Regions from separate parts of the Homo sapiens genome. Here regions 1, 2 and 4 are each linked to region 3. The links are chromatin loops, found by intact Hi-C in ENCODE. Cell type or tissue: natural killer cell. All regions are shown on one strand. Links, peaks and the distances in the headings refer to the core of each region. The heading gives the core; the rest is flanking DNA.

Evidence for each region. A loop is a pair of places that touch in the nucleus more often than their neighbours do. Peaks named below come from ENCODE experiments on the same cell type or tissue, not always from the same donor. Only the 100,000 strongest peaks of a DNase experiment are listed, where the experiment ranks them.
Region 1: a loop joins it to region 3, with 4 times the contacts of the local background. A loop is called at or near these places in 5 of 110 quality-filtered maps.
Region 2: a loop joins it to region 3, with 4 times the contacts of the local background. A loop is called at or near these places in 25 of 110 quality-filtered maps.
Region 4: it touches region 3 in a loop (2.7-fold over the local background); 11 of 110 quality-filtered maps call a loop at or near these places.

What each region holds. Positions count from the first base shown.
Region 1 is chr11:128,034,907-128,042,734 of GRCh38, forward strand. No RefSeq gene overlaps it. Among named protein-coding and RNA genes, the nearest start is that of LINC02725, 57 kb to the right of the region's middle. In natural killer cell, for the core only: a CTCF peak has its summit at 4,385; DNase peaks (open chromatin) are centred at 4,535 and 4,935; H3K4me3 peaks cover 407 bases; H3K27ac peaks cover 2,721 bases.
Region 2 is chr11:128,298,338-128,306,165 of GRCh38, forward strand. LOC124902787 (a long non-coding RNA gene) reads right to left here. Exons shown (of 2, transcript XR_007062946.1): 2 at 3,990-6,138. Among named protein-coding and RNA genes, the nearest start is that of LINC02098, 93 kb to the left of the region's middle. RefSeq lists a silencer at 4,302-4,391. In natural killer cell, for the core only: a CTCF peak has its summit at 4,117; DNase peaks (open chromatin) are centred at 1,184, 2,654, 4,324, 6,018 and 1 weaker place; H3K4me3 peaks cover 823 bases; H3K27ac peaks cover 5,000 bases.
Region 3 is chr11:128,522,533-128,530,291 of GRCh38, forward strand. The region is part of intron 3 of ETS1 (ETS proto-oncogene 1, transcription factor); the gene reads right to left. ETS1-AS1 (ETS1 antisense RNA 1) reads left to right here and starts at 3,610. Exons shown (of 4, transcript NR_120581.1): 1 at 3,610-3,783; 2 at 4,001-4,886; 3 at 6,479-6,553; 4 at 7,606-7,759. RefSeq lists cis regulatory regions at 1-936, 1-188 and a silencer at 1-272. In natural killer cell, for the core only: no CTCF peak of the experiment used is centred there; DNase peaks (open chromatin) are centred at 679, 2,429, 3,069 and 4,899; H3K4me3 peaks cover 716 bases; H3K27ac peaks cover 4,108 bases.
Region 4 is chr11:128,754,020-128,761,847 of GRCh38, forward strand. FLI1 (Fli-1 proto-oncogene, ETS transcription factor) reads left to right here. Exons shown (of 9, transcript NM_002017.5): 2 at 4,096-4,307. Among named protein-coding and RNA genes, the nearest start is that of SENCR, 62 kb to the left of the region's middle. RefSeq lists a silencer at 1,660-1,779 and enhancers at 3,406-3,665, 3,722-4,222, 4,223-4,723. In natural killer cell, for the core only: a CTCF peak has its summit at 3,434; a DNase peak (open chromatin) is centred at 3,402; H3K27ac peaks cover 890 bases.

The DNA.
Region 1 (7,828 bases), core at 1,599-6,598, 490 kb before region 3:
ACTTCCGGCACAACACGATATTCCTGGCACATCTTGTTCCTACTTTCTCTGCCATCACCCCGAGGATTCTTGTTTCCTTTTCATACAGAGACAGATTTGAACACTAAGCACCCTCATTGCTCCTAGGCTGTCTCTCCTTCTCGGCCCTCTCAATGGACAGTGTTGGGAATAATTGCATATGCACCTGCACATGCAGGGACAGTGCTACAGAAGTGTCTACACACATACACGCCATGTGCATTCCTACACACACACTTCTGTATGCACACGGGAGCAGGCACACATACATACACAGGGTTTAGACAGCATGGTTGACCACTTGTGATGGTGAATATTGAATGTCAACTTGATTGGATTGAAGGGTGCAAAGTACTGTTTCTAGGTGTGTCTGTGAGGGTGCTGCCACAGGAGATGAGCATTTGAGTCAGTGCACTGGGAGAGGCAGACCCACTGTCAATCTTGGTGGGCACCATCTAATCAGCTGCCAGCACAGCTAGTATAAAGCAGGCAGAAGAATGTGAAAAAATTAGACTGGCTTAGCCTCCCAGCCTACATCTTTCTCCCGTGCTGGATGCTTCCTGCCCTCAAACATCGAACTCCAAGTTCAGCTTTGAGACTCTGACTGGTGTCCTTGCTCCACAGCTTGCAGACAGCCTACTGTGGGACCTCACCTTGTGATCGTGTGAGTTAATACTCCTTAATGAACTCCCCTTTATGTATACATCTATCCTGTAAATTCTGTCCCTCTAGAGAACCCTGACTAATATACCACTCATACCTCTAATTTCCATTCATCTCTATATGATCTTTTTCTTCTCCTTGGGATAGAAGTGCACTACACTTTAATTTAAACCTTAAAACAAAGATTGCCCCCCCACCCGCCTGCCACCACCACACAATAAAACCAGAGGATGTGTGGCCGATTTGGCAACAAATAATAGATTTACGGTAGCAGAAACATAAAGTCACAGAGCAGGTTAAAACTGGAGAAAAGCAAATAAAAACAGCATTATAAATATCTTTCCAATGACTTATGCACTCATTTCAAAAAACATTTTTTCGGAATCAACTGTGTCAAGCACTATTTTAGGTATTGAGATATATCGGTGAACAGTTTAAAAGTCTGTCACTTTAAGGAACAGATATTCAAGAGATGTGAGACACACAGCATAACATTAGTACAAAAGATATAATAGGTGCTCATTTTGAAAATGCTACATGAAAGATCAAAGCAAAAAAAGGGGCATAGAGGTACCTCAATGGGCGTATTTCCTTATATAGAGGGTTTGGGGTGCAGACCTTTGTGATAAACTGATATGTGACCGGAGACCTAGAGGATGTGAAAGAGCAGCCGTGAAGATCTCTGCCTGAGGCTTCCAGGCAAAGGGTGGGTCAAGTGCGTCCTAGAAGGCTGTGATGGGGGACAGTGAGGGGCTGCTGTGGCTGGAGCCCAGTGACTGGGCAGTGTTAGGAGGAGTTGCAGGAGGCAGTGCAGGGTCGGATCCTACAGTGCTTTTCACACCTGTAAGAATTTGGCATCAGTGCAAGATGGGAAGCCACGGGAAGATTTTGAGCAGAGACATGCCATTGTCTGACCTGAGTTTCACCATAGTCACTCCAGCCATTCTGCAGAGGATACACTCACATGGACAAAGGGAAACAGGTCAGTCCAAACAGGGGGCAAGTAGTAGAAACCAGAGATGAACTTGAGACTCTCGCAGTCATTCAGAGATGACGTGGTCTGTACTGAGGTTATGGCAAATGTGTGCACTGTCTGTGTAGAGACAGATGTCCAGTCAGCAAGCATTATTGCATGTCACTATGTGCCAGGGAATGTGATGACTTCTGGGGAATACAAAGATGAGTGAGACACAATCACAGCCCTCACAGAGCTCACAGTCTTTGGAGAATGTGGTGGGCAAGGCAGACATGCAGGAGTAGGATGAGAGTGTAACCTGATAGGCCCTGAGGCAAGTCAGGAGCAGGCTGAGCCACAGGCTCACGTGTCCAGTGCTCCATATCCGTGGATCCCTGGACTCAGAGACAGCTTCAGACAGGACATGATTTCTCTTGAAATAGAAAGGAATCAGGAGCAAAGAAAGAGATTCTGGGGCTCTTGAGTGATAGAGAGAACATCCTTGGCTCTTGAATTTCCAGTTCCAGTCACAGCCCTCATTATGGCTTGCTGAGTCTGTCATTCCCTTGGGTGCCCATGGAATTGTCTGCCATGGTTTTACAACAAGCTCCCCTTACCTCATCTGCCTTGAGAAAGTTTCTGTACCTTGTAGCCAATGACTCTGGTCTGTGACATAGAGAAGATACGAATGCAGAATCAACAGCCTGATGCTGGCCAGGGCATATGCAGGGTTAGCATGGGGTGAAGGCAGGGCTGGTGTCCAGATTTCTGGCCCAGGTGTGACAGCAACATCATTTGTCAGAAGAAATAGGAAGAAGCTACCGAGTGTGTTCTCAGGTGTAATAAGTTTGAGAAGCCTCCAGGGTGCAGATGGCACACCTCGAGCTAAGGGGCCCTGGGTGTGGGAATGAGTTCTGGAAGGCTCCAGTAAGCATTGCCAGTGAAGCTGGGGGACCTGCAGGTAGAGGAAAAGTCAAGCGTGGAACTCCAAAGAATGTCTCGGTTGCACGCAAAAGAAGAGAAGTCAGGAACAAAGAACAGCCAGGAATGAACTAAGACAAACGAGAGAAGGAATCCAATAGACACCATGAGAGGAAAGCATTTCCAGGAGGAAAAAAATTCCAATTCCCCTTCCTTCTTTCCTTCCTTCCTTCCTTCCTTCCTTCCTTCCTTCCTTCCTTCCTTCCTTCCTTCCTTCCTTCCTTCTTTTCTTCCTTCCTTCCTTCCTTCTTTTCTTCCTTTTTGGGACGGAGTCTCGCTCTGTCGCCCATGCTGGGGTACGGTGGCACAATCTCGGCTCACTGCAGCCTCCATCTCGGGTTAAAGCAATTCTTTTGCCTCAGCCCCCCGAGTAGCTGGAATCACAGGTGCAGGCCACCACACCCAGCTAATTTTTTTGTATTTTTAGCAGAGAGGGGGTTTTACTATGTTGGCCAGCCTGGGAGCTCCTGACCTCAAGTGATCCACCCGCTTCGGCCTCCCAAAGTGCTGGGATTACAGGAGTGAGGCACAGTGCCCAGCCCAATTCCTTATACTTTAAATGACTCATTTGCCATAGCCCTTTTATTTCATATATTTGTGCAGCGGTCTTAACTCCCCCCCTAAGCTCTTGCATAGGGGCGGGGACCGCGGGCTCTCTCTGAATAGCAGCCTGAGCTGAATGAGGTTCACGGGGTGGCGAGCCAGCAGAGGGGCTCTGTGGAAGGAAAGATCCCGAATGCCCCTCTCATTCTGTGCATCCTCAGATGTTATTTTACTGACTGGAATTTTTTAACGGCTAAAACCAGGACAAAATATGCTTAACAATTCAATACATTTTCTTACAAATAAAAGGAGTAAAATAAATGTATATTCTCCTGCAGAGCTGATCTGGAAGCGTCCTCACACACCCCTTTGCCACCTGGTGGCATCCCCGTTTCTCTTGGATTCCTGAGATGTCCACTGATGTTGTTGTCAGAAAGCATTGAACTCTTCCCTCCCACGATGCAGCGTGTCTGGCTGCCTCGGATATTCACATACCAGTCCAGCTGCCCAGCTCTTTACCCTCTGATTCTTCCCTCCTCCTTCTTCCAAGTCAGAGAGGGACACTGGCTTGTTATCTTTGGGCCCGCAGGTAACGTTTCTACATCGTTCCGGGCCTCACTATTTTTCCCATGTATAGATTAAGGAGATTGTTGTGCTCATCTTTAAATACCCACCTCAAATATTTTCTCTTCCCTTAGCCTATTCCATCTTCCCTATGGGTCTGCCCCGAGAGCTGCTTCTGTGTTCCCAGCGCAACTGAGTATGGTGGCTGTCTCAGCCCTTACCACAGGGCACTGTGAGAGATTGCTGGCCTGTGTCCTCTCTCGATCAGTGAGCTCCTTGGATTCAGTAACCACGTCTTACATGTCTTTAAATCCCAATGATCTGGTTAAATGCCTGATGTCCAGATGCTGTTCCAGAAATGTCAACGCACTGGACCGACATTGGTCCAAGAGGTCACGAATGTACCTTCTTATCCTAAGTGCCCTGCTTTTCCTAATTCTTAATGCAAAGTCAGCTATGTGTCTCTCTATTTATTTTTTTATTGTATGAACAGCGTAAAATGTCATGGAAATTTTGTTCTGCATCTTATCTTATTCATCTTGGTTCACTTCCTTTTATTACACAAAACTTTCATGGTCATGTGGTAAGATATTACTCCACTCTTACAGAGGGTTAGCATTAAAGAAATAAGCAAAGGAAATGTCAAAGGTATTCTGGGAATTTAACTCAAATTATTGTCCTTCCTCATGTTGACCCCTAGGGTGAGCAAGGACTGTAAAATACAAAACAATGAATAAACAAATACCAAGGCCACATCCGTGGTATACAGTGGAAAGTGTGGTGTATATGACCTGTGTGTGGTGTATATATGTGGTGTATAAGAAGGTGTAGTGTATGTGGCTTGTGTGTAGAGGACTTTCAATATCTCTGACTGTTCTGCTCAGGGATACCCTTTATAGCCAATTCCAAGTGCATATAGAGCTTCAAAATCCCCAGGCAATACCACCCGTGTTAAATATCCTCTGACCAAGGGAGAGTATAGGCTCTGTGTGTAAGCTTGGAGTGGCTCGCCAAGATCATCTGTGTACAATCGTGTCATTTTTCATAAACTTTTTCTGAGTCCTGAGGAAGAAACAGCCTTGTGGCCACCATCCATCATTTCTAAAGCTAGCAGCAAAGCCATCCTTGGCAAGACTCCTGCTCTCTAAGCCAAACCACCAACAGCTACTCTTTCACACAAGACTTCCTGGCCTAACCTACACTCTGCTAACCACACAGGCGACGCCCTTCATGACTGTGTTGCAAGGCAGTCATCGCCAGGGTGCAGGCAGCTGGGGACAGAAGGCATATGAAACCAATTTCAATGTGTGGGCAGTAATTTGTAGAGCTTTTGTGGAGTGTGAATTGTGACAGAGGGTAGGGATGGGCTTAACACGGGTCAAAAATGGATGGTCTTTGTAAGAACAAGTTGGGGAAATGCGTGAGGATTTTATGGGGTAATTTTTATGTAATACTTTATTATCCTTTTCACACATATATTAGAAATTGTTGAAGCCATCCCTTCGCCCTCCATATTTGCATAGCATTTTATGTATTTTATATTATTTATTACGATCTTTCATGAATTAGTAATGTATATGCCAGTTTTCCCTGGTAGACCTAGTAGGAGAGGCATTACCATTCATCTATTTGTATCACTTCCACAGTGTCTGGAATAGTGACTGATTTTTGAGTGCCTTTTTAACATGAGTGACATTTTCCATGCTTAATTGATATATGTTTAACTTACTTAATTTCATTATTAAAATAAAGGTAAAGCACAAAACAAAGCGACACTTATTATAAGAAGTCGATGAGCAAAAGTAATCAATTCCAGAGGTTTTGAAGAATACATTCTGACTCTTGGTGATCATTTGTGTGTCATTTGATGAACATGTTTTGGATGACAGTTGAGATTTTTATGTCATTCAGTTTAATTAGCACTTCCATGTAGACTTTCATTTTAATAAATGTCAATCTTTTTTTTCTAAAATATTAACAGTACAAGGAAAGAAAGAGACAAAAGTAATAAAACCACAAATAGGACGACCGAGCTGGAGCTCAGCCATCTAACAGATGTTCCCATGCCAGCATCAACCTGGCTTCTCTCACAGCCAGATCGAAATCAGTCTTTACTTTCCACATGGACAGGAAGGTAAATATTCAGATAATGTGCAGAAGAAAGATTTAGCTGTGATATGATTTGAGGCTCAGGGAGCCTGGAAACAACTGATTATTGAAGCAGAGAGTGTTGAAATAACATGTTGTTTTAAAATTCTTCAGTGGGAGACTAATATTTCAACACATTTGAATGACTTCCTTGCAGCAAAATGCTTAGGCTTAAAACATGAAGCTGGATAAGTAACAGGAGCTTCCAAGAGAAAAATCACTCAACTTATATATACTCCATGGCCAAGAAATTCAGGGTCCGTAGTTAGACACGTTCCCAGCAAGCCCACCTCATGTTGTCTGTTCTCAAGAGGGATGACTTTGGGTTGGACCTACTTTTCAAATAAAACTGTTAGGTTAGTGAGAGACAAATTTCAGATTCCTAGTTTCTCATGATGCAATGACTGAGGAAATTAATGTTTAAATGACAAAATTTGATTTTCTGACAATTAGGGAAATAAAGATAAATACTTCTATCCAACCCCTACACAAATCCATACATTGATTGTACAGTGATTTAGTGAGAGCCTACATGAAATAAGTCTTGTGGCTAGAGTTTCATCTACTGAATTTAAGTGATGAATCAGTTGCATAAAATTAGAAATCCTCTAATTTGAGTAGAGAGAATATGATCTTCATTTTTATAATGAAATTGCTCGGTGGGGGGAACTACACTTATTAGATCAATGCCCATAACCAGAATGTTGGTTTTTTCCCAACATTTATTAATTCTTTACTTACTGTAAGACATATTATTATTTTGGCTTTTGTTTGCACGACCTTTTGTTTCTTTTAAAATTATTTTTTAATGTATTGTTAATATTATTTTTGATTGACAAAACATAAATATATACATTTATAGAGTACAATGTGATATTTGGATATACGTACACAATGTGGAATGTTTTGTTTCTGATTCTTCAATAGAAATAAAATGATAATAATTATTATTATAAAAGCACATGAAAGAATGGAAATTCCAATAGGCAATCTAGACTTCTAGACTGGAGAGGACTTTATGAATATCCCTAGGTCTCTCATGAATAATCAAGGTCTGTTGTATAAGGATTTGTGAGAAAACAAGACTATAAACAATGTGTTCTTGGGTCTTTACATTTGTACATAAAAAAGTCTTTCCATGAAGTAAGTATGATTATTTATTCTTCATGATGTCTATTAGAAGTGAAGGTAAATGTGAAAGTGGGTCTCTTTTTTTAAATGGTGATGAGAAGCCGGGACCCAGGAATACCAGAATCTTGCCCTCCAAACCATCTACCTTCCCAGCCCCCAATAGGATTCCCAAATGATCCCTGTGAAAGGATCAGTAGACAATTAACAAATAAAGTAGCATTTTATTGCAAGCTAGGTGAAGACCCAAGCCTAAAAACAGGGCTCTCTGAAATAGCTGGCTTGGCATATCTTGGCTTGAGCTAATGTCCAAATTGGGCTAAGGCTGGCATCCACCCACTCCAAAGCCCACACCTAAACTTTAGATCTCACTCCTATGATCAGCTTCATGATCAGGAAAGAAACCAAAGGATGTGGCACACAAATCAGTGGAGTAAATATTTGCATATGGTTAGAGAGAGAGTGAGAGGACACCACGGCTGCCCTAAATAATCAAGCCCAGGGGAGATGAAAGAGATAGCATGCCTGCCACATGCATGATTAATGGGCCCTGTCAGTGCTCACAGTCCAGCCCGACCAGCAACCCCACACCCCCACCACTTTTGGTGAGGGGAGCCAGGGTGGGATGGACAGAAAGGCAGGCAGTCCTCCCCATTTCCACAGCGGGGGTAGAGCAGAATGAGCCAGGACCTGGGCTTGCACTGATGGAAGCAGGCAACAAAGAAAAAAAAATAGTTACAACCTTTGGTGACCTTCTCTTCATGGCTCATGATCTGAGGACTGAGAACTAATGTTTCAAATCCATAGGTCACATTCCTGCCTGCTTCT
Region 2 (7,828 bases), core at 1,140-6,139, 220 kb before region 3:
TTCTAATGAAAAGTATCAACAAGAACTTTTCATATTTGTTTTACACTTCCTGTCTGTAATATGCATTTGCATTCATGATGTCATTATAGGAGATGGGTACTATGACCACCCACAATTTAAAACTGAAATGACCTCCAAGAGGCGATTTATCTAAGTGCAGGGTTTAGTTGGTGTAGAACTGGAGCTCAGACCCAAGACCTGTGCTCTCTGAGTGCAATGATTAAGGAGACTCTGCTTATTTGTGAATTAGAAACTGGAATTTGGCCCCAGGAAGAGGAGCTCTCCTGGGTGGTCAGGCTTACTATGGGGAACTCTCAATTAGATTTGAGGGTGTGGGCTAGTGCATGTTTTCCTTCTGGAAGTGAGGGCCTCTCGCAAGCACCCCATCATCTCCCTGACCACTCTGGCAAATTAACAGAGTGTTAATTTGTTTCATTTACTATCAGGGTGCAAGTTAGACGTAGGTGAGAAGAGACAGTGCCTGACAAATGCTTAAGGAAAGAGATGTGAATTCCCAGCTGTGTTTTCTAAGGTAATAAGATTCTTTCCAGTTGATTTACTACAGTGACCATAAATCTAGAAACAATATGTTCTTAAATATATTTGGAATGGCCACTGGGGAATGGCTGGTTAGCGTAGTACATGGCATGTGGGCTGAGAAGGGAATTATACATATCTAGGTGGGTAGATGACTAGGTTAACCAACTGTTCTGCCTCATTCCCCGGCTTAAATGTACTAGTGAAAACTGAGAGAAGGGCAGGGAGGTGTCCACGTTCCAGGCAACATCATGGTCCAGTCCCTGTTCTGAAGACGTGTGCCTCATGCTTAGTCCAGAGCCTGCAGTCAAGAAAATCACCCTGTCTGACCCAAGGAAACAGCTCAGCCTGGTCAGAAACAGGCACTCCTTTAAGTGGCTGTGAGAATCATGTGTGCTTGTGTATTCACATGCTTGTGGCTCATTTAGTCCCAGAAGGAAAGAGGGGGTGGCAACGCAGGTTATTAACAGGATAGGCTGAACAGCAGGACCGGTCTGTGGCTGATTTCTGCTCTTCTCTGCCTTCTTGACCCAACCTCCATGCATGTTTCTTATTATGCTGTGGATTTGTTTTGCACTGATGGGTGGGAAAAGACCGGTGAAGCAATAATCGTGTAAGTGAAAGCAATGACTCTCTGGTGTCCTCTACAAATTTCCCACAGTCTTTGCTAAGGCCTCAGGGCCCTTCAGGGTTTAGAATTACAGCTTTCAGTAAATCTCCTTAGACTCACACTCACATGTGCTGTAGTGAGACAGCACCAAATCTGTCCTGACAATTCTTCACAAAGCCAGAACCAGGCCCTCTGTCCAAACACTGATCGGTGATGAGGAGTAACTGTGACAATAGCAGCTACCATTTAGTGTGCAGGGAGTGCATGGCAGGCCCTATTCTAACCCCTTAAATGGATTCACCGATTTAACCCTCACAACAGTTTTTGGTAGTAAGTGCCATCATTATCCACCTTTGACAAATGAGGAAACTGAAGCACAGAGAGAGGTGAAAGACTTGCCAAAGCTAGTTATCAGAAGAACCAGCACTCAGGCCTGGACAGTCAGATCTTAACCTATAAGCACCACCACTTTTCAGGGACCCAAGAATGAAAAAAGGACAAGAGTTTGGAGTTATTTCACTTCAACCTTAATATCACCAATTAAGGAAATGAAACATTCATTGAATAAGAACAAGAATGTTTTCCTTTACCAATGGAGACATTTTAAAGTAAGAATTGCACTTAGTTTCTGTCCCAATAGGGTTGCCAGCCATAAGTTTATGGTGTGGTTATCATATTTCAAAAGATTTTAGTGGAAAGATCTATGGGAAAACTGTTGAGTGGAGAAATCAGCTGTGTTTTGCCTATCAAGATGACACTACTGACCCAATGCAAGTTAGGCTTCTATGCTAAGTAATTTTTCTAGTTGTGTTGACAAGTTGTCTTGAACCATCCAAGCCTCATCTTTTCTTCCCTGTTGATTAGTTGGGGATGAGAGACAGATGATCTTGGTCTTTGGAGAAGTGTTTTATTTTCTTGTATTCAAAACTAAATAACCCAAATGAGGCAGCTTTGCCCTCACTAATTTTGTGTTTGTACCCACTGAACCATCCTCTTGCTTTCATAGGAATGAAGGAAAAGAACAATTTTGTGATGGTAGCTGGAAGCCTCCCAGGTATGGAACTTGAGCAAAATGCTTCTAGGAAGCATTTGGAGAAAGATAACAGCAGGTAAAATGCCAGTTAGAGGGTCCACTTATAAAGAAGAAGTCACAATTTTGATGTTTTCACCCAGCTTTTCTGTGGTCTCTTTTTAAAAAAATAAAAATACATACTTTTGATAACTTACTTTCTCTTAAGTGATAAAGTTCATGTAACTCTTGATGAGGTAAAATATATCCTAGGATAATATTATTCTAACCTGATTCTAAATCGTATGTTTTTTAAAAAAAATGTTGTAGTGTTAGTCAACTTTGGAGATCTAATCAATATAGACAGCTCTGAGGAGTAGATCACTTCCCCTACATTTTTCTTATTTTTTTTAAGAGCAAGTGTTCTTAAACTATTAGGAAGGTGTGTGTCATGTCATTTTTCATCTGTAGCCACATTTCCTTTGAAATTAAAAGGAGATAAAAGTCCCATCTGTATACTGCTAGCAGAAAAAAATTGCCATGAACTTTCCCCAAAGACATTATGAAAAGCCTTAACAACAAGCATACGTGAGAAAACAGCACACAAAAACCTTGGAGTCAACCTAAATGTCCATTAATACATAATATGTATATAAATAAATACAATAAAATAATATATAGCTGTGAAAAATAGAGAATAGTTAAATAACATAGAAACATGGCCATACTGCACTGTTGAGTGAAATAGCAACTTGCAAAGCAACAATATGTTAGCCCAGTTTATAAAAACAAAAATACATGTGTGTATATTTGTGTGATATGTGTTGTGATACGTGTAGAGAAGGACAAACTCAAAAGATTCATACAAAGCATACCAAGACAGTTTTTTCTTGGTTGTAAGACTGTATGATTTTCAGGCTCTTTTTTGTTTTGCATTAAATTTTGACTATAAAATGTAAAATAAATCCTTGAAAATCAATATTTTAAATTTTATTTCGCAGTACTTGCACTTCACTGTAATTCTTGGTGTTGCTATAAAGCTGGTTATATTTACTACTATAATTGATTCTCAACATTCTGTCCCATATTCAATTCTATGTAATGATTCTTATTCTGACCAGGCCTTTTAATAAAGATGGTTGCCATCTGGCCAGTTGTATCATTTAAGTTTTATCTTCTGCTGCTGATCATCATTAAGCTTTAAAAACCAATACTTTCATTAATATTTATACTTTTTTAAATTTTTTCAAGGTACAATAAATCATTAATTAGCCCATCTTCACGGTATGTTTTCCCATTTCCTGGGCTATGTGATTTCAGTCTAGCTGCAGTGTCTTCAAACTGCACCTCCTAAAAGCAACAGAATGATTCAACTGAACAACTATTCAACTATTACTTGACTATCCACAGGTGCAAAACATGACACCAGGAAGAGTGGGAACGACACCAATAAACAAAAATGAGCCCCTGATGTCAAGGAGCTCAGTCTAGGGAGCAAGAAAAACACAGGCATAAGTAATCCCAATGCAATGATTTGAAAAGCAGTAGACAAGCACTCATTCCAATTCCTAAATGCATTCTGCACCTCTGCCAACTTCTTACAAAATGCCCATTTGCTTTATTCTTATTGACATATTACAGATTGGAAATGTCTCAGAAAGGGAAAGCATGATACTGTACATCTTCAATAGACATAAATGCTCAGAAAGCAGGGACCTGCTTATATTTTCCTATGATGGTGACTTATTAACTAAAATCCAACCCACCCGTTTGGGAACCAAATTAGATAAGTTATCTCTTTGTGTCATCCCAGTTCACTGGCTCACCACTCTCTGGACATATAAACACTCTGTTTTATTTCGCAGATGAGGAAATTAGAAGACGGGGGAAACTGCAGCTTGTCCTTTTCTCCTCAAAAGCCCATTTCAAAGTCCACATTCGATTGCGGGATTACGCTTAAGAGGTGGGCTTCAGATCTTCAGTTACTTATCCAGCTGCAGGATGCCCTGCACTCCAGTAGGTGTTTAGAGTTTGAGACTGGACAAGTGAAGAGTCTCAAGGCAGAGCTGACTCCACCTACCGTTACACTGTTGAGCAGATGAGAAAACCAGGCTTAATGTTTGTTACCAGTGTCTCTTCCTATTTCTTACTGTGTGACAATGATCGGTATCTGGTTGCCTTAGAGACTGTCAGACCTGGCATCTCTGCGTATCTGCAGAACACTCAGTGGTTTCTGAAAACAGGTGTGGCCTGGTTGAGTGTAGCATAGCCACAAGTTTTTTTTTTTTTTTCTTTTTTTTTTTTGTTTAGGTTGCTTTGACTCTGGTGGCTTTTACCAACTTTCCAAATGTCACTCCCTCTACCTCAGGGGCTATTTGTCAAAGTTATTGGTAAACTAGTTTCTTACCTGTTTTTTCTCTTTATTTTAAGAGATAAAATACTAGATAGAAAAAAAAAGCTTACTGAAGCAAAAACTGGTTTTAAGTGACAATTGTGTGTTCGTTGTGGCTTGCACTTTGACAATTAGTTCTGGTCCTCTTGCTGATGGTGTGGCTTTTGAGGTAAATTGCATGAAGAAAACCAGTTCTCATTTGGTAAGCTCCAGTGGGTTGCAGAGTTGAGGGAGCTGATACTATCACCCACCACCATATATTTGGCCTTACTGGTATAGAGCTAATGACCAGTAAAGGTATTGAAAGTACATGGGTCAGATTAAGTAGGAAAAATAGACCCTATTCAGCTATGAACATTTCTCCAAAAAAAAAATGTACAAAAATGGAACTATTTGTAGAAAGTCTTAAAAATCAATGAATTTAGAAAAAGTTGGAGAAGCTGGGTATATTTTGAATAGAGAAGAGATAGTTTAAGGAAGTCAAGAGAGCTGACTTCAAATATTCAAAGAATAGCATGTGAATGCACAAATAACCATAATCTTTCAGGCCAAAAAAGTGGGCTGACGGCTTAAAAGGGGAAATAATTTGATCCCAAGAAGGCAATCCATTCTAACAACAAGAGCACATCTCACAGCAGTGGAACGGGTACCTCGAGACAATGAAAATTCCCATCTCAGGAGCCAACACCAGGTGGTGATTTGTCAGGCTTGCTAGGGAAGGATTCTTATAGCAGGAGGGAGATTGGATGAGACCTCTAAGGTCTTTCCCAAGTATAAGATGCTATCTATCTAATTAATTGTCAGTCAGACTCTTAGGGATTGTCCTGGGCTCTCATCTCTGTGTCGTTGAACTATAGATTCGCTTCTTCCTAACTGTGAGATAATTGAGTGGATTCACATCTTTAAGTCAGCATTCAGCAGAAAGCAGTGATGGTGGAGAGATAAATCCCCAGACTTTCCATCTGATTAATTGCTGTCCCAGAGCCTTGGTTTGGGAAGATCCAGGAGACCATGAGGTTCATCAGAGTTGAGAGTTAATCCCACATGAAATCAACCACTTGCTTCCCCTGAGAAAAAAATAATAATAATTTCCTTTTATTTTCTGGGTGTTTGGGTTTGAGAATGGGTTTGATCTTTAGTGTTTTTTTGTTTTGTTTTATATTTGTCTATGTTTGGTTTTAGGTCTGGAGTTCCAAAATGCAACATAATAAACACTTGCATGTCCAAAGCACTTTTGTCTGTTTTGCTGGTGAGAGTTGAAAGCAGACAATCTGCAGTCAAGTTTTGGTGTCAGATCAGTCCCCTGTGTAGCATGTAGTCTTGTGCATGCTGCTTTATTTTCTGGGTCGCCATTTTCTCATTTCTGAAATGGAGTAAGCACCGTTTTATAGGTTTATAAGAATCCAATGAGAAAATACATGTCAAGGTACTTTCTATGCTTTGAAGCACCTTTCAAATTTTAGTTAGGGTTATTTAAGTTTTCTGAACTGTGTGTTGTGGTCAGTGTAAGATATAAAAAGCTCTCTTCACTCCTTGCATTAGACATTTTTTTTTTCTCAGAAGTGACATTTCTTGATCTTCCCATAGGTTCTGTAGAAAAACAAATGATTGATTAGAACCATTGTTTTGGGTCTGCACTTGTAAGTAAAACAGAACATGAGTGAACACCTGGAAAATTATGTCTTTCTCAAACTTTCAACTCTAGGTTGGTATAAAATGACCAAATAGGCAAGCAGCAGGAACTATTGAGTTTCATTAAGCAAGGCTAACAACTAAGGTAATAAGCCTGGAAATTCACAGGAAAAGGAGATTCTCTCTATCAAACCCAAAGCTTTAAATCTTAGTGTTTATTAATGATTAGGATTTGACACCCCATAATTATTTTTGCTCTAGAGGGAAAATGTTCATAGAGAGTCCCTCGAACACCAGGCAGCAAAAGGAAACTCCCCCAGCAGAAGACAGAAAGCATTTCACAGAATGGGCTTAGCAGAGCTTCTCACGTGCTTGTGGAAAATAAAATGTGTGACCACACTGTACTAATAATCTCTACAAATAAGTATGTTGTTGCTTGATTCAGGCCTTGTGTGCATAACATTGTCTATATGTTTTGTTTTCTTTAAACAGAATCATAGAAGATAAGGAGCCACAAAGGTTCACTCTGTTTTCAAAGGTGCAGTCAAAATGTTACACTTCTAAACTGTGGCAACGAGACACACCCTGAAGAAAGAGAGCGTTACACCTTCACAAGAAAACAGAGAAACCAAGATACCTTGTGATGTCTTGTACATACCAAGAAAAATATGTCCTAACCTTGAAAGCCCATTTTGGGTGTGAGTGGAACCACATCATTACAAAACCAAAAAGCTGTATCTTTCTCATCCACTATACCCCTTCTTTTCCAAATGGACACCTGAGACTTTGAGCTACTTCATACAACAGAGTTTCACACTGGGACCTCCCACGTCTACCTGCATTTCAGGCCCGAATCTTTCCTGGCATCAGATTTATCATCAAGAACCTTTCTGTGGTTCATTTCTTGGGGCACAATTCTCTCGTGATGGGGACTAATCCCGTCAAATCATCCATTTTTGTTAACATTAATTGTGATATCCATTCCAGGTATCTGCTTTGTGTATAAAAAGGAAATTTCTGAAGATACAGCTTTATGTGAAAAGGAGTGATTTTAGTTGCAGAGGTTTCATACATAATGGGAGGCTGGTGAAAAAGATTATTCCTTGCTGAAAAACTCTGGAAAAATCATGCCATACAGAAAGCTGTCCACATGGCCTATGCATGGATTCAGTGCTGTGGGGGAAGGACATACTCTTTACACTTTTACAACTTCCTGATGTGAGTGGTTCACTCACAGGAAAAGGGGCAATGCCTTTGTACTGACACTTTCACCCCAAGTTTCCAGCCTGTGGAGTGGAAGGTAAAACTAAAGGCGGGGTAATCAGGCCATCATGAACAAAAATAGAAAATAGTGTCTTGGCATGCAAATACTGTGAATTTCATTTCTCTCTCTCCCTCTCTCTCTCTCTCTCTTTCTCTGCCCCCCATCCCCCAATCTTTTGAACAGTTCCAATGTTACTAGTATATAATTATGACAACTGGGCTTAAATTGAATACTAAGTTAATGCATTTTGACACTCTATTATTCATTAACTAAATTTCAGTTATTTAAGCATGAGATTAACAAACACTTTTGAGCATCTACTATATACTAGGCATTATGATGATTACTGGGGATATAGAGAGACCAGATGTGGTCCTTTCCCCA
Region 3 (7,759 bases), core at 1-5,000:
CGAGCGCGGGGCCGGGCCGCGACCGCGGAGGAGCAGTGCGTGGAGCCCCGGGCCTCGGAGCCCAGGCAGGGGCGGGAAGGGCCGGGAGCGGGTGTGCAGGCTGGGTGCACAGGCCGCCTCCACCGTTTCGGGAAAGTCCGTCTGATTCTCCACGCATTCTTGAGGGCTTGGTCACCCGCTCTCGCCCCCTCCCAGTAGCAGCATAGTTTTCCAAGTGCGTGTACATCATTCATTCACAAAGACTGACACACAGGACGTGAGGCATGTGGATGAAGGCGAGCGTGCAGGCAGGCGCAGGGGATTCGTGAGCCCGTGTCCTCAAAGGGCTTTAGGAGTATTGGACTCCAGCCGGATCTTGAGTCAGGGCGTGTGTTTCTGAAGGAGGCTTCAGTTTTTCAGAGCCCACCCATGTAATGCTCCTGCGTTGGCAGGGGAGTCCAGAACGGGACCCCAAACTAGAACCCAGCCATGAGCTTCCGTAAGCTTCCAATTTACCTCCAGCAGTGGTTGGGTTGAAGGGGAAGTTATGATTTATTTCTAATTATTCTGTTCCTCTAATTATGTCACCATTGGCCAAAGCTTTGTCTTTCCTTTCACAGACTCTCCTCTTTTAGATAAAACTAACAACCCTCCCACGACCGCCACCAAAAAAGTGATGCAGAGGCTCTGTGGTTTTGAATTTCTGGAGTACATCATTGGCAGCCATGACAGAATCACAATGCACAGTTTCTGTTCCATTTGGGAACCCCCAACACTAGAGATAAAACAAAATGAACCCGAATAATTCATGGTTTGCCACTAATACATTGGTTGTAATAGAGATAGTTTGTCCTAATTAACAAATCAACCAGTACATGTATATATCTAAATACATAGCTAGAACCAGGCACTGAGCTCCATCTTTGATTAACAGAAAGATTAAACATAAATCTTCCTGAGCAATCTCAGAGAAAGCTATTTTTAATGTTTCCTGATTTCTAAGCACATTTGAACTCCCAGCATTTGACTGTAACTGTAACCTCTGCCTCTGGTAAGTTTTGACACACAGGCTTACCTTCATCTAATCCCAGTTTTGTGCCCTTGAAGCCTTAGTAATTTGCAGATTTCCCACAGCAAATCGGGGAGGAAGCCAGGAACAGAAAAATCTGTGGCTCCTGGTCTAAACTCCAGATTAAATCCCTCCTTAGTGACCAGAGGAAAATATTTGTATGTGATAGTCCTAATTTTTGAAAGAACAAAGACTGTTGCAATCCAGCTGTGTTTCCACAAGGTATGAGAAAACAATGCTGGCCTCCAGATGACAAGAACAGACCCTTCTGGTCCTGGGAAAAGCCTAGAGAAACAGCTGATGAATGAATTGTACATTTACACGTCCAAATGAACCACAAAAAAAAAAAGGTTCTTGAATCAATTCTGCCTTACTCACTATGAATTCATCAGGAGAAGAAGTGAACAAATCTAGAGTTGCTTTGGGGAATTTTGTTTTGTTGATGTTGTATTGAGAAAATGTTGGCATTTTTTAATCCAAGTGTGAGTACTTCTCTATTTTCAAATGCAGATTCCTCAGAGCAACTCCTTTCTCTCTTCCCCAGTTTGCTCCTCAACTTTCTTCCCCAGACTAGCCTAAACACTGCTGCTAACATCCACCCAAATTAGATACTAAAAAAGCCCACCATGATTAAACTGTAAACACTTTCCACTCTAGCAATGAGGAAAATTATTCTTTCTAATTCTTCCATAGTGACAACTCAGATAGTCAATCATCCGTTTCCTAATCCAGTCCTGAAGCACAGAAACAAAATGAGTGAATGTCCAAATCAAGGAATAGGGTTGCGTAAAGCAGCAGTTTGGAGAGATAGCCAGGCGCCACCACAGGCTGCCAGGAAAGTTACCTCCAGATGATATTAATTATGAATATTTATGCCATCAGAAGTTATGCATCGAACCCTGGATTTGGATGAAGAGCACTAATAAGGTCATGTTAAAATATTTTTTACATATTTAAGATATAATAATCTGATCAGGTCTGCCAGGGTCATGTTTCATTAATCTAATCAATGTTGATAAATGAAATTTTTATTCATTCTCTTTAGGACACAAGTAGATTTTTCTAAATGTTCATATGGACTTTAAATGATATTTCTATGTTATCATACGCTAAAACATTGATGCCTAGCCTAGTGCCTAAGACATTACAGAGCTCAATAAATATGTGTTGAATGATGAACTATCAACTTTTTGGTCACTATGGGCTTCCTAATTCAATGATTAAGTGAGTTTGATATGCTCTGGCTTGTGAAGATGAACTAAAAAGTGTCAGAGGCTGTGCCCTTTTCCCTTCATAGTAGAGCAGAACCTCTATCCCCAGCACTCACGTCCACTCGGTTACATGTATGCCTCAGTGTCCCCACCAGCCAAACAACAGCAGCCAAGCGTTGCCTTTCATCCACTTGGGCAAGATACTTCAATACCATATCTGGTTTTTAAGGCACTCAGGAAAAAAAAAAATCAATCAAATAAATACTTCTGTGCTTGTGCTTGTACTGCAGCAGTCTGTTCCTCCTGCATTTGGGAAAAAACAGAATTGTATTTTTAAGCATTCCTTAGACTTCGGCTAATTATATCCTACCAAGTGCTGAATTGCCTTACACTAGGAACGTGAAGTCAATAAGGGCCAAGAAAAGTCCGCAGGAGTTGGGGAACAGAAGAGTGGAGCTAGACAATAATATTAAGAAAATAGTCACCTTCATACAGGAATTCCTCAAGCACATGGAGTATGTAAAAAGCATACTTTCTTTTTTATTTATACTCCTCCCTCAACTCCACCCCAACTTCAATAAAAAAGAAATATAAATATACACTTAATGTTGAACAATCATGGAAGACAGACTTTCCCTCTCCAGAAGTGTCCTAGCATGTTATCTACTCCTGAGTCTTGAACTTCAACAAAACAAAGAATCTCTGAGTTTTGAGCTAAAATATGCTTTACTGAAGGTAGGTACAAAAACATTCAGACCACTAACGGCTGATCCAGAACCAGTTTATGACTCACAGATGTTGATTTACTGGTATAAATGTAAGATTTAGAAAAAAAAAAAAAAAAAAAAAAGCCCTCAATTAACAACAACCTGTCTGAGCTGCATTTGTGGTCTCATTTTTCTCTGAGAAAAGGCAACAGTCTCTGTCATACACAGAAACAAGCTTTGAAAGCTTACTTCTAAGGCAAGTGGTTTCTATGTGAGAAGTTTAGTCATTAAAAGTCACACTAGGGAAGAAAAATGCCTGGCACTTCAATATCTACATTATCAAGCAGCAATAAAATGGAAAATTAGAGATAGGAAGGAAAATTAAAATAACTCTCTTAATTAAACTTGGATGCCAAAAAGCCTTAGGGTCAGTTAAGGGACCCAAGCCAGGGGACTCAGATGGTACTGTTGCTGACTGCAGGCTGGCTCTGTGACCTCACCAAAGCCACTTAACCTTTTTGTGTCACAACCTCATCTCTGTTTCAGGGAATAAAATCAGCCCTAGCTCTCCCTAGAATGGAACACAGACTCATTGGCTATTGTTTAGAAGGCACAATAAACAATGAGGGTAGGAGGAGCTGCAGTCAGGAGGGAAGAAGGGAGGGTGGGGTGGGGTTGGGGGAGAGGGGAGGACTTGGGAGCCTGTTTGCCCTGGAAAGCTCAATATAAGAAAACAAAGAGGATAGTAGTGTGGGCTTTGGAATAAGACTCAGGTTCAAATTCTTACTCTACCAACTAGCCAGCTGAATTGCCACAGGTAAGTCATTTAAACAATCCCGAACCTCAGTTCCTCCATGTTTCAACTAGGGATAATAGCAGCACACACCTTTTAAGGCTATTTGAATGATTAAATGAGATAATGTATGCAAAGAATTTAGCACAGTGTCTAGGTGAGAATTAGTATTTGATTATTGTTATTAAGATCTAGTATACGGTAGAATATGTGGGAAATCACATTAAATGTCTGTCTACAGCCATCTCTTTGCAGAATAGCTTGGATGCTCAATTTTCCTGAACGATCTCCAGCGAGAGATAGAACAACTATCACCACATTTCATTTAAAAATCTCTTCAAGACCCTTCCTCAGTTCTTAAACTGGCAACCTGCCCAGCATCAGCCTCACTTGAGAAATTCGAGAACTACCTGATTGGAGAAGAGAACTAGATTTATATTTGTTTTGAGTCACAGAAAAGTGACAGTTTAAATTCTGAAAGAAGATCACATTTGTAGTGCCTCTTTGGAGACAAAACCTTAGGTCTTGGATTTGTCACATGTTAGAGCTCAATGGGAGTTTATCAGTGCTCTCCAAGTCCAGCACTCCTATTTACCAGAGGTGAAAAATGAGTGTGAGTGAGGAAATTATTATTTCCAGGGCCACACAATCTAAAAAAGTCAGTGTCAGTACTAGAACCAGATGCCCTGATAGCAGTTCTCTCCCTGGCATCTCCTTGCATTTACTTTGCATTTCACTTTGGCAGGAGAAGTACCAGACACCCTTGAGACACAAGACAGGATACAATGGACATGGGAGTAGATAGATGAGCAGACTCAATTTCTAGAAATCCAACTTCTCTACACTGGATGTATTGTCTTTGGGCAAATACATTGCAGGATAACCACACTATGGTTCCCTGTGGGAGACAGCTTGGCATGGGCTGTCAGGAGAGAAAGGGCCTGGGTTGGCTCTATTGCTGTCTGCAGTTTCTTTAGACTATAATTATGAACCATTCAACTGCATCTGCAGCCCCAACAATGTGGGGTGGATTGGCCTAATCCACAGACCAAGCGACATTTTAAAATCCAGCAGTTTAGACACGTATTCCTCTTGCAGCAAATCAAACATGGCTCAGACAGGAAGAGGTAAGGAGCTGCCCAAGGTTAGAGGGTTCTGAGGTCTCATCCACACTCAGTGTTGTGTGCTTCCCTGAAGCAGGCTGAGCATGTTGCCTGGAATTGCTGCAAATGCAGAATGCAGGCTACTCTGTGAGCCTTTGGGGATCATGTAATTGGGATTCCAATTTAAATTGTCCTGAATTGGACTCTTGAGGAGGTAGAGGGATAATGGCAATAGCACAGATGGCAAGAGAACCAACATCCTTTAATAATATGAGAGAAGAGGACAGCCAGTCTCCTAGAAGCTCTGCATCCCAGGGCTACAGGATTTCACCCACTGTCCAAGGCTGCAGGTGGTTTCATCCTGGTGGAAGGCTAAGGCCTTCCTCTGATCTTACTCTGCTTTTCTCTTGGGTTACAAAGACAACATCAAACTTCAAAACAGATGTTCTCTGCAGTTGTGGTTTGAATCTTACATTAAGACAATTTCACTGTGGAATCTTTTCCCCTCTCCCCACTACTTTCATTTAAAATGCCAAATCAATTGCCCCAAAAGACTAACATTTACCACCCCAGAGATCAAGAAGCAGAGATAAGTGGAGCACAAAAAGGAGAAATAGCCCTGAAAGGAAAAGGGACGGTGGTACAGGAGGAAGTAGTGGAAGGGAAGTCCTCTGAGAACAATGGAAGTGTAAGTCGAGGACAGAGAAGGGGAGGAGATGAGGAGGTAGAGTCACAGTGATTTTATGTTCTTGTCGTTCTGGGACTTCAGTCCCCAAGATTTCAAAATGCAGTTAAGACCTAGTAAAGTATCCCATACTTTAATTAATTGTCTTGCATGGCCAACAGTCATGGAACTACAGAAAACAGATCAATGGGAGGTCCTCATGCTGGAAGAGATGCAAAGGATCCAGGATAGAATGGAGGTGAAAGGATCTCAGGAGGTCACAGAAGACACAAGGGAAGGTCAAGCTGACAATCTAGGCAGAATATAGAGTGTGTTTCTCAGTCTTTTCCTCACATGGACATTTGCAGTACACAAAGAATTTCCCTCACAGAAGCTGTCACCCCACCCCTGCAAGTTGCCACTTTTCTGCTCAGCTCAAGAGCACACTCCTAGTACATATTTGAATATGCGTGTCAGTCTCCTACACTCTTTAAAGGCAGCAACTGAGGTTCAGTCATTATTACACTCCATGGTGTTTAGCTCAAGGTAGTAAGAGCCCCATAAATTATGTTCATTATTTAATTAATGAACAGTTAACTTCCTAACATCCCCGTAACATTTTTACAGAAAAATGAAGCTCAGATACCAGTTTTGTTTTGCCTAGTTCGGTCTGAAGTGAGACTCAAATTTGCCCAAAGTTTAAGATTAAAGATCCAACCAACTGACTCATTTCTAACTAAAAAGGTCTTCGTAAAGTTTTATTCTGTTCCTCCCATTCCTCCCATCCCCTTAAAGGAGAATGTTGCTAAGATCACAATATTCATTTTACTTTTTATCTAATTTTTTATTCTGAGACTTCATGTAAAAAATGACATTTGGCTCACCACGAAGTAAATCAGTTGTTTGATTGTCAGCCTGGACGTTTTATACATCACGCTATTCATATTCTCAGATGGCTGCTCAGAAGCAGTCTTCAGGAATTTCCGAACTTCGAGTTGAATCTTTTATTTCACTGGCTTCCACAAAGGTAAGATGTACAACTGCTATATACATTATTTGTAAGATAAGGGAAATACATGAAATGAACTCAATTTCCTCCATCTTTATGAGAAAGAATAGACTGTTACATGCTTTATGGTGAGCCAGGGTGCTTACTACAAATCCCTTTCACCTTCTCAAGTTTAATCTGTCAGGACTCCAGAAGCACTGTATTTTGAAATATATCTTCTGGCTATACAGGTGATTCTATATTGAGGAAGGGTATGGGTTGGAAGTAGAAATGGGGGGACATGGGGATGGGCTGAGAGTGAAGATGGGAATGAAAAGGACAGGGAGGATCAAATGGAGCTGCTACAATCTAGCAGGTGGCACAGAAATATAGAAAGCAGCCCTAACCACTTTTGTCGAAGTAGAGTATTGCTCTCTGCACTTTGTTGTTTGTATCTACTAATGGGTAATCAAGATGTTGGAACAGAAAAGGCAGCTGATCTTAAAGCCTAAAAACCAAGGAAATATTGGATTTGGTGAGGGCTCATGATTTCTCCTGAGTTCTGAGGGGGAATCATGAACACACATTATTTTACATCACTTCTTCCAGAACCAGTTCCGTATAAGAGCCCCAAGAAAACATTGATGTGTCACACTAAGAACAGCCTGCTTAGCCAGTAAATATAACATTCTTTGAGTATGTCACTGCAGTCATCCACAAACATTTTACTCAAGAATCTATGCCTATCTTACCTTAGGCATCCTTCAATGAGCAGCATTATAGTGTCATAATGAATTAATATGAATCCTAGCTTCACCAATGCTAACTCTACCAACAGAGGAAGTAAAATGCATAGCACTTTTTAAGTTCCCATGCTGCTTTAAACCTCTTTTCTGGTATGTACTCTCCTGAAAAGGGTGCACAGAATCTGAGTTTCATAAATATGCAGGAACATAAATTCATTAAAACAACTTTAGGGTGTCCAGTGTAATTATTCATATTTAGAATTTACTGAGCATCAAGCATGCCAATGATGTAAAGTTGACAGATTTGAATAAGAAGCTCAAAAAGGGACATGTCAATTTCTCCAGCGTTACAGCTCACATTTGATTCTCAGCTCTTAAGGACCAAAAAGAAATGAAGTCTTCTTTAATTTGCAAGCAGCCAGCTGTGCTCACTCCACATCTTGCATCAGCCCTGTGAAGGAGTCAGAATGTAGTGGATGGTCCTGCCCATGACTCATGA
Region 4 (7,828 bases), core at 884-5,883, 230 kb after region 3:
GCCTTATCTCCCCAAATCTTTTATTCCACTTAGGGGCCCTCACCTCCCTTCCCTTGCCCATATTGGCTTTTCAAATTCAGCCCAGTGAGCCAGACAGGGAACTCTTCTCCTTCATCTTCTCTCTCTTCACAGCCCCCATGATCTATCTCTTCTTTTCTCTACATTGTAATGGAAAAAAAGCTTTTTGTCTAGCCATGATTGCAAATAGAAGGGGGATGTGTGTGTGTGTGTGTGTGTGTGTGTGTGTGTGTGTGTGTGCACATATGCATACCCAAAGCAGTATTCTCACGAGCTGTTAACAGCTCAAAGGAGTCATAGGTCATCATCAGAAAGGTTTCATGGAAACAGGAAGCTCTCAGGAAGATCTCACTTACCTTACACAATGGCAAAGATAATTGTGCATCAGGGTGAAAGAGTAAAGAAAGGTTACTTGCAGCAAAAGGAACCACAAAATTAAGGCACAGAAGCATACCTGAGTAGGGCTTGTCTAGTGGAGCAGTGAGAATAGTTAGAATTGGACACAAGTTGCAGCAAGAGGAAGTTGTGCAATGTAAGTGTGGCAGGTGGGACAAAGATGACCTTTGGAAGACAAGTGGCTGAGAAGAGATTTGCTGTGGTCCATCTCTAGGGAGCTCTCTGAGGTTTTTGAGCAGATTGTGGCAGGATGACAGCAGTATTCACAACTTGCAAGGGAGCTGGATCCAGCCAGGGAGCGCACAAGGTGTACTGAATGAGGGAAGAGCATGTCAGTGGGTCGTCAGGGAGGGAAGAGTCTCAGAGAGAAATGCCCAGACTGGACAGAAGTGTGAGGCATTCCCGGTGAACCGGGACGCTCTCCTCCTACAATGTTGCCACTTGATTGGAGTTTCCTTGATTGTGAACTACATTCTTAAGGAAACTTCTATTCCAAAATGAGTTCAAACTGGTTTTGTGCCCTTTCTACACCTACACTCTATCTCATCACTTGTTTTTTTCTAGCTGTGTACCACTCACTTCCTTAAGAAGTCTCTCCTGGGTCTGCCTCCAGAACCGCTGGCTTTGTGTTCTCTGTGTATTCTCTTTGCTGTGAGTCTTGATTTTGCCGTCTGCATGTCCCCTTGGCCAGGACAATCCTGTGTTCCCTGTTGCCTGGTCCACCCTCCTTAGGATAATGATGGGAGGAACTTTTTGCCCATCTATGGAGCATCACTGTGCCCAGCCCTGCCTCCCGGGCTTCTTTGCCTCTGATATTCTGTCATCTTCTCCCCCAACCTAGAAGAGGGAAGGGAAAGAAATTATTTTACTGGAAACTCCAAGGTTCATGAATGATAAACTAAGAACGTAAGCCATTCTCTACAGCAGAAGATGCTACCTGATTCCTGAAATGTCATCTGTTTTTGTAGCAGGACTGTGGTACATGTTCTTCACTCTTATCACCAAAAGACACTTAGGGGTCATAGGTGGTAATGTGTCCTCTGCTTCCAGTGCGGAGCTCAAGGAATTTCATGGAGTCAGGGACAGCTGTCTGAAAGGTTGCAATGTCACCCTTTTCAGCTCAGAACCATAATTCCTTGAGCCCAGATAACAGTTCAAAATTTAGGATATGAAGCCAAAGCTGAACTCTAGCTGAAATCAAGAGTGGATATAATAACCAAGAAACAAATGGTTCTGACAAGCACAGCTTTACTCTGAGCATGACTCAAGGGCATCTGGTAGAAAATGAAGAAGGATCCCAGCAGATGTTAGGGCTAGGGAGATCCCCTCGGTTGGGGGATGTAAGTGTTTTAATATTGTGTGGGCAACTCTGCTTTGAATGTATGTCTGGAGGCACCTACACCATCCAAAGCCTTCTGGTGCAAAAGCAGGACTCCTAGAGTATATTCCAGTATTTTTTCCCTGATCCCAGCTGAAAACAGCCATAGAAGAGCCTCCCTTTTTGAATTATGGCTGTCTGTCCGCTGGGGTGGAGAATGGCCCTGGGAGACAAGAGACAGCCCATGGAGCAGGTTGTAATTCTACAGGCATATGAAGAGCATTCATTCTGAAGAAGACATTCAATTCAGGAATGTGAATTACACAAGGAAGGTAGACAAATCCCAGCTTTAACAAGTGCTGTTCACCTATCACTACATTTTCAAGTAAAGGTGGTGTATCCATTTGCTAGGGTTTCCATAACAACATACCAGGGCTGAGTGGCTTAAGCAAAAGAAATTTATTTGCTCAGAGTTCTGGAGACTGGAAGTCCAAGATCAGGGTGCCAGCAGGGTTGGTTTTCCTCAGAGGCCTCTCTCCTTGGCTTGCCAATGACTGCTGTGTCCTCACATGGCAGCCCCTCTGTGCACACACTCCCCTGGGGGCTCTCTGTGTGTCCAAATTCCCTCTTCTTATAAGAACACCAGTCATATTGGATTAGAACCCACCCTATCAGCCTCATTTCACCTTACCTCCTTAAAGGTCCTATCTCCAAATACAATCACATTCTGAGTACTGCGGGTAAGGGCTTCAGCATATGAATTTTGTGAGGACACAAGGCAGCCCCTAACAGGTGGCCTAAGAGAATCTTTGTTTGAATGCTAATAATCATGATACCTAACATGTTCTGAGTGTGACTCACTATGTGCCAGAGACTTCTAAGTACTTTGCATGTATTATCACAACTATTATCACAATTATAGATTATATAATTATTGATTATATAGATTATAGATCAATTATAGATGACTACCATCTTCTCTGAAGACTTACTTTGGTGTAATTATGTGACTGTAGTGAACACTATGCCCTGGTCCCTGACCTTGGATGCCTGTGATTCGATGAGACATGGAATAATGGGAGACTCTTACCCTCATGTTTTGATTGGTAGCAGATCTCCGGAATGTGCAAAGTTTTTTAGTTGTCGTTGTTGTTGTTGTTTCGAGACTGTCGCCCAGGCTGAATGCAATGGCACGATCACGGCTCACTGCAGCCTCTACTTCCGGGGCTCAAGTGATCCTCCCACCTCAGCCTCCCAAGTAGCTGGGCACATGCCACCATATCTAGCTAATTTTTTCTTTCTTTCTTTCTTTCTTTCTTTCTTTCTTTCTTTCTTTCTTTCTTTCTTTCTTTCTTTCTTTCTCTCTTTCTGTTTTTGTAGAAACACAGTTTTGCCACATTGCCCAGGCTAGTTTAGAACTCCTGGACTCAATAGATTCTCCCACCTCAGGCTCCCAAAATGCTGGGATTACAGGCATGAGCCACCATGCCTGGCCAAGGCTTCTTTTCTTAATCCATGATCTCCCAAAGTCACACCCAAGTCAGTGATGGGATAATATGAGTGGGAGGACCCAACAACCTCTTTTGGAGGGTCTTGCCCTGACTGGCACTTCACGTGTCTGAGGTTCCTCTTTCGTCCTTTGGCTGGCTGAGTCATCAACATTGAGATCTACAGGATGCACCAGCACCTCCTAGAGGGCCCTCAGCAAACCACTGAGCATTTCTTACAAGCTACACCCCCACACCAGATCTTCTCATTTAATCCACCTATCGACTCTGTGCTAAAACTATTTTTATCCCTGTTACAAATAAGGAAACTGAAATTGGCCTGGCCACAGCCATGGGCACCACCCTTCCCTTGTGTGACCTTGAGCAGCACACCTAGCCTCTCTGGGTGGATCTCACTGGCCTTGCCTGGAAAATAAATGCTGGATCTCATCTCCCCTTCATTGCTGATGACTCCACTCAGCTCGTAAGAGGCATTTCTGCTTATGCCTGGAAAAATCTAGCATTCACACACCACCACAATACTATATTCCATGCCAAGTCACCACTATTCTTGGCCTCCCTATCCCCACCCTCCTTTTTGGGGGTCCCAGACTACAGAACCAATAAACAAACCCACTTTCATGATTCCTCCATCCCCACTCCACTGCCCAAAGTCCCTCCTCACCCAGGTAACCTGCAAACACCCATCTGGTTTGCATAAGGGCAAACCTGCCCCCTGGAGTGTGAGTCAAACAGGAACTTCCAGACAAGCTGTCCTGGGGCAGCCCTGGGCCACCTTGCCAGCTCAAAGCAAGAGTGTCACTTGCTTGGGTGAAGAGTGACACTGGGCTTTCTGTCTCTTCTCTGGCCCTGCAGGAGGCTCTGTCGGTGGTGAGCGACGACCAGTCCCTCTTTGACTCAGCGTACGGAGCGGCAGCCCATCTCCCCAAGGCCGACATGACTGCCTCGGGGAGTCCTGACTACGGGCAGCCCCACAAGATCAACCCCCTCCCACCACAGCAGGAGTGGATCAATCAGCCAGTGAGGGTCAACGTCAAGCGGGAGTATGACCACATGAATGGATCCAGGTAAGCTCACCAGGCCTGTGCAGGATTGGGGGAAGGCACAAAGTCGCCAGATCTGCAGCAAGTGGCTTCTGGCACTTAAGGTTTTTGCAGCAGATGGGGCTCTAGAGCTGGGCCAGGAAGCCTGTGTCAGTCCCTAGAGAGCTAAGGCAGAGAGGGCCACAGACTGATGATGGGGTGGAGTAGGGCTAGGAAGCCCCCCTGCCTCTCTGGGGCCCACGAAGCCCTCAGAGGCCAGGTAGGAGTCAGGCCCCAAGCGCCTATGCAGACACTCGTGGAACACTTATTTCTTGTTAATCCCAGGCCCAGGTCCAGTCCTGTTGGGGACAGCTTAGCAATAAGCTACTCTTCCCTGTCCTGTTGAAGATACTTAACCCCTCTGGGCAGGTCTCAGCAGAGCAAAGGTGACCAAACCATTCTTTAGTAAGAGTGGAGAAGGGATGAGGAAGGTGTCTACCTTCCTGTGGGGGCTCACTGTGTCTGGGAGGGGGCAGGCACCTGGAAGGCGTGCATGAAGTGGGTACAATACTGGGTCAGTTCGGGCTTTGCTTGTAGAAATGGAGACAGGAGGGTCCAGGGAGAGAAAATCACAGGGTCATGGAAGAGGACAGTGGACAGGCGGCCTCAGTTTTGCGTCCTGCCTCTGCCCCTTGGGCAAGTCATCGAAACCCCTCAGAGCACCAGCTTTCTCCCTTCTCAAACAGGACTGGGATATTCACTTCCTTATGGTCCTTACTCTAGCGTTACTCTGATGCCTCAGGGAAAGGACCTGGGATGGTGCCTGAGACGCGTTAGGAAAGTGCTCTATAGTGACAGTGATTGTTATGAGCAAAGACTTGAAAGACAGAGAACATCAGTCTTATTCACAAAATATCAGATAATCTACTGGGCCAAAGGCACAAAGAGATGAAAATAAAAAGCAACAGAGGGCCCTGAATGGCAGGCTGAAAACATGTGCCATTTATTCCACAGCCAGAGGCTGACTTTGAGCACCGATGTGACATTTAACCCAGAGGCTGACTTTGAGCACAGACGTGACATTTAACCTCATCAGAGCAGTGACTTAAGACTAGCGAGCTGACAGTCCTTGCGCACAGACGGTAGGATGGGAGAGTCAGAAAGACAAGTGAAGAAGTTAGTAAAATATCCCAGATAGGAAATAATGAAGTTCGGAACTAAGTGATGATAGTGATTTTGGAAAGTGAAAAGGACAGATACATAAGGGCGATAGCAAAGAGATGATTAACAGGGCTTAGGTGAGTAAAGTGTGAATGAAGGGGGTGCATGACAGGAAAGAATCAAAGGCGACTAAAGCCTGCACATTTTAAAGGCTGGTGCTGTGAGCAGCCGCAGAAAGGTGGCACAGGAAATGCTTTAGGATGGGATGTCAGTGTTCTCTTTGAGATTCCTTGTGAGCAATGGGTAGAACATCCAGATAAAAACGTCTACTAGGCTTTGGGAACTGAAGCTCAGATAATCTTTCAGGCCTGGAATTTACGTTTGGGCATCATCTCTAAGGAGTCTGAACTGTGAAAGTGGATGAGGTCACCGAGGAAACTAGTCTAGATTGAAGAGAGAGAAGGGAATGAGCATGGTTGGGAGGGAGAACTCCTCCAGAGCAGCTCATGGCCTCAGACCTGCCTGTGGGAACTGCCAGGCCTACCACATTTCAACCCTACTAACCAAAACCAGTGACTGGGATCTCAGCCACCTTTCCAGATCCCAGGATTTCAGGAAGGCTCAGAGGTTCTGAGCCTGCAGCCCCTCAGATGAATCTCTCTCCAGATGTAATTCTGATGGTGCCGGAGCTCCTAACAGTCGAAGGACATGGTGTGTTGAACGTTTTCCCATATTATCTTACCACTTGTTCCTCACCACTATACTAAGAAGTAGTTACTGTAACTTCACTGTTACACAGGAAGGCAAGCAGGGCTTTCAGGGGACAGTGCTTTGTCTAAGGATTTAAAGGAGGCAAAGTTGGAGCCCGAACCCAGGCGTTTGGTTCCAGCCCCACGTGCCATCTGTTAGGCACCTTTCTGCTCCCTCTGCTTGTGTGTCATGCTTTTGCACCACCACCTCATTCCTGCCAACGCCCACCTGGTGAGGAGGCCTATTCTACGATGCCTCCTAAATGGGGCCCTTCTCCAAGGAGCTCCCAATGCTTGTTGAAGATCCAGATCCCACTGGTGGAGATTCCTTTTTTTTTTTTTTTTTTTTTTTTTGAGATGGAGTCTCACTCTGTTGCCCAGGCTGGAGTGCAGTGGTACAGTCTTGGCTCACTACAACCTCTGCCTCCCAGGTTCAAGCAATTCTCTTGCCTCAGCCTCCTGAGTATCTGGGATTACAAGCACATGGCACCACACCTGGCAAGTTTTTGTATTTTTAGTAGAGACGGGGTTTTACTATGTTGGCCCGGCTGGTCTTCAACTCCTGACCTCATGATCCGCCTGCCTCGGCCTCCCAAAGTGCTGGGATTACAGGCGTGAGCCACCGCACCCAGCTTTGTTGGAGATTCTCTGGCCTGTTGTAACCTGAATCTGCCTACTCCTTACCTCCACTGCCCCTGCCTGGTGCAAGCCAGCAGCACCTCTCCTAGGCTTCTGCGGGGGCATCCTGCTCTCCCCACTTCCTCCTGCCTTCCTGAAGTCTATTCTCCGGACAGCAAGCAGCCAGAGCCATGCTTTCCTCGTTTGTAATCCTCTTGCTCAAAACTCTTCAATGGCTTATGACAAAATGCAAAGCCCTTAGTGTGGCCCCACCATCCCTCTGACATCCTCTCTACTGCCCCCTCCCTCCCACTTCTTCCCTCCGCGCCAGCCTCATAAGACTCTAGCTGCTGCTCCTAGACCCCCAGGCACCCTCGTGCCTCAGAATCTCTTCCCCTGAGCTCCTTCATTCTGGAACATTCCTACTCCATCTAGTCATATGACTCTCTCCCTCACGAGTTTTGGGTTTCTCTACCTGAACCTCACCTTTTCAGAGGCCTCCCCTGGCCACCTGATCGAAACCAGCGCCTCCTCACTCTTTACCCTGCTTAGAGTGTCTGTCCTAGTTCTTATCACCTCCCTCACTGACACGTGGGCAGGGCCTGAAACGGTAGGTGCTCAATAAATTGTCGTCAAATAAATAACTGAGAACACATGGCTGAGCAGACTCAAAAGAGAAGGTGCTTGTTTAAAGTTAGGACGCAGATCCAGGTCTGCTGACTCAGCCCCTTCAATGCTGAGCCTGAGTTGATGCATGGGCTTCTGAGTTCCATCTTCATGCTCAATGGAGACCCATGGGTATTTGTGTCTCTGGTGGGAAGGAAGTATGCTGCTCACCACTCCCTCCCCTGCTCTCAGAGAATCCTCAAGCACTTCAGGATACTGATCCTGTGCAAAGAGGGTCCCCCAAGGAAATTGATTTTTCAGAACCCACTTGCCAGCTCATACCTGGCTCCAGTCACACCAAAAGCCAGCTGGAGAGGGCCTGTGTGAATATTCCAGTGAACAGACAGGATATTTACCTGGCTTTGGCTACAC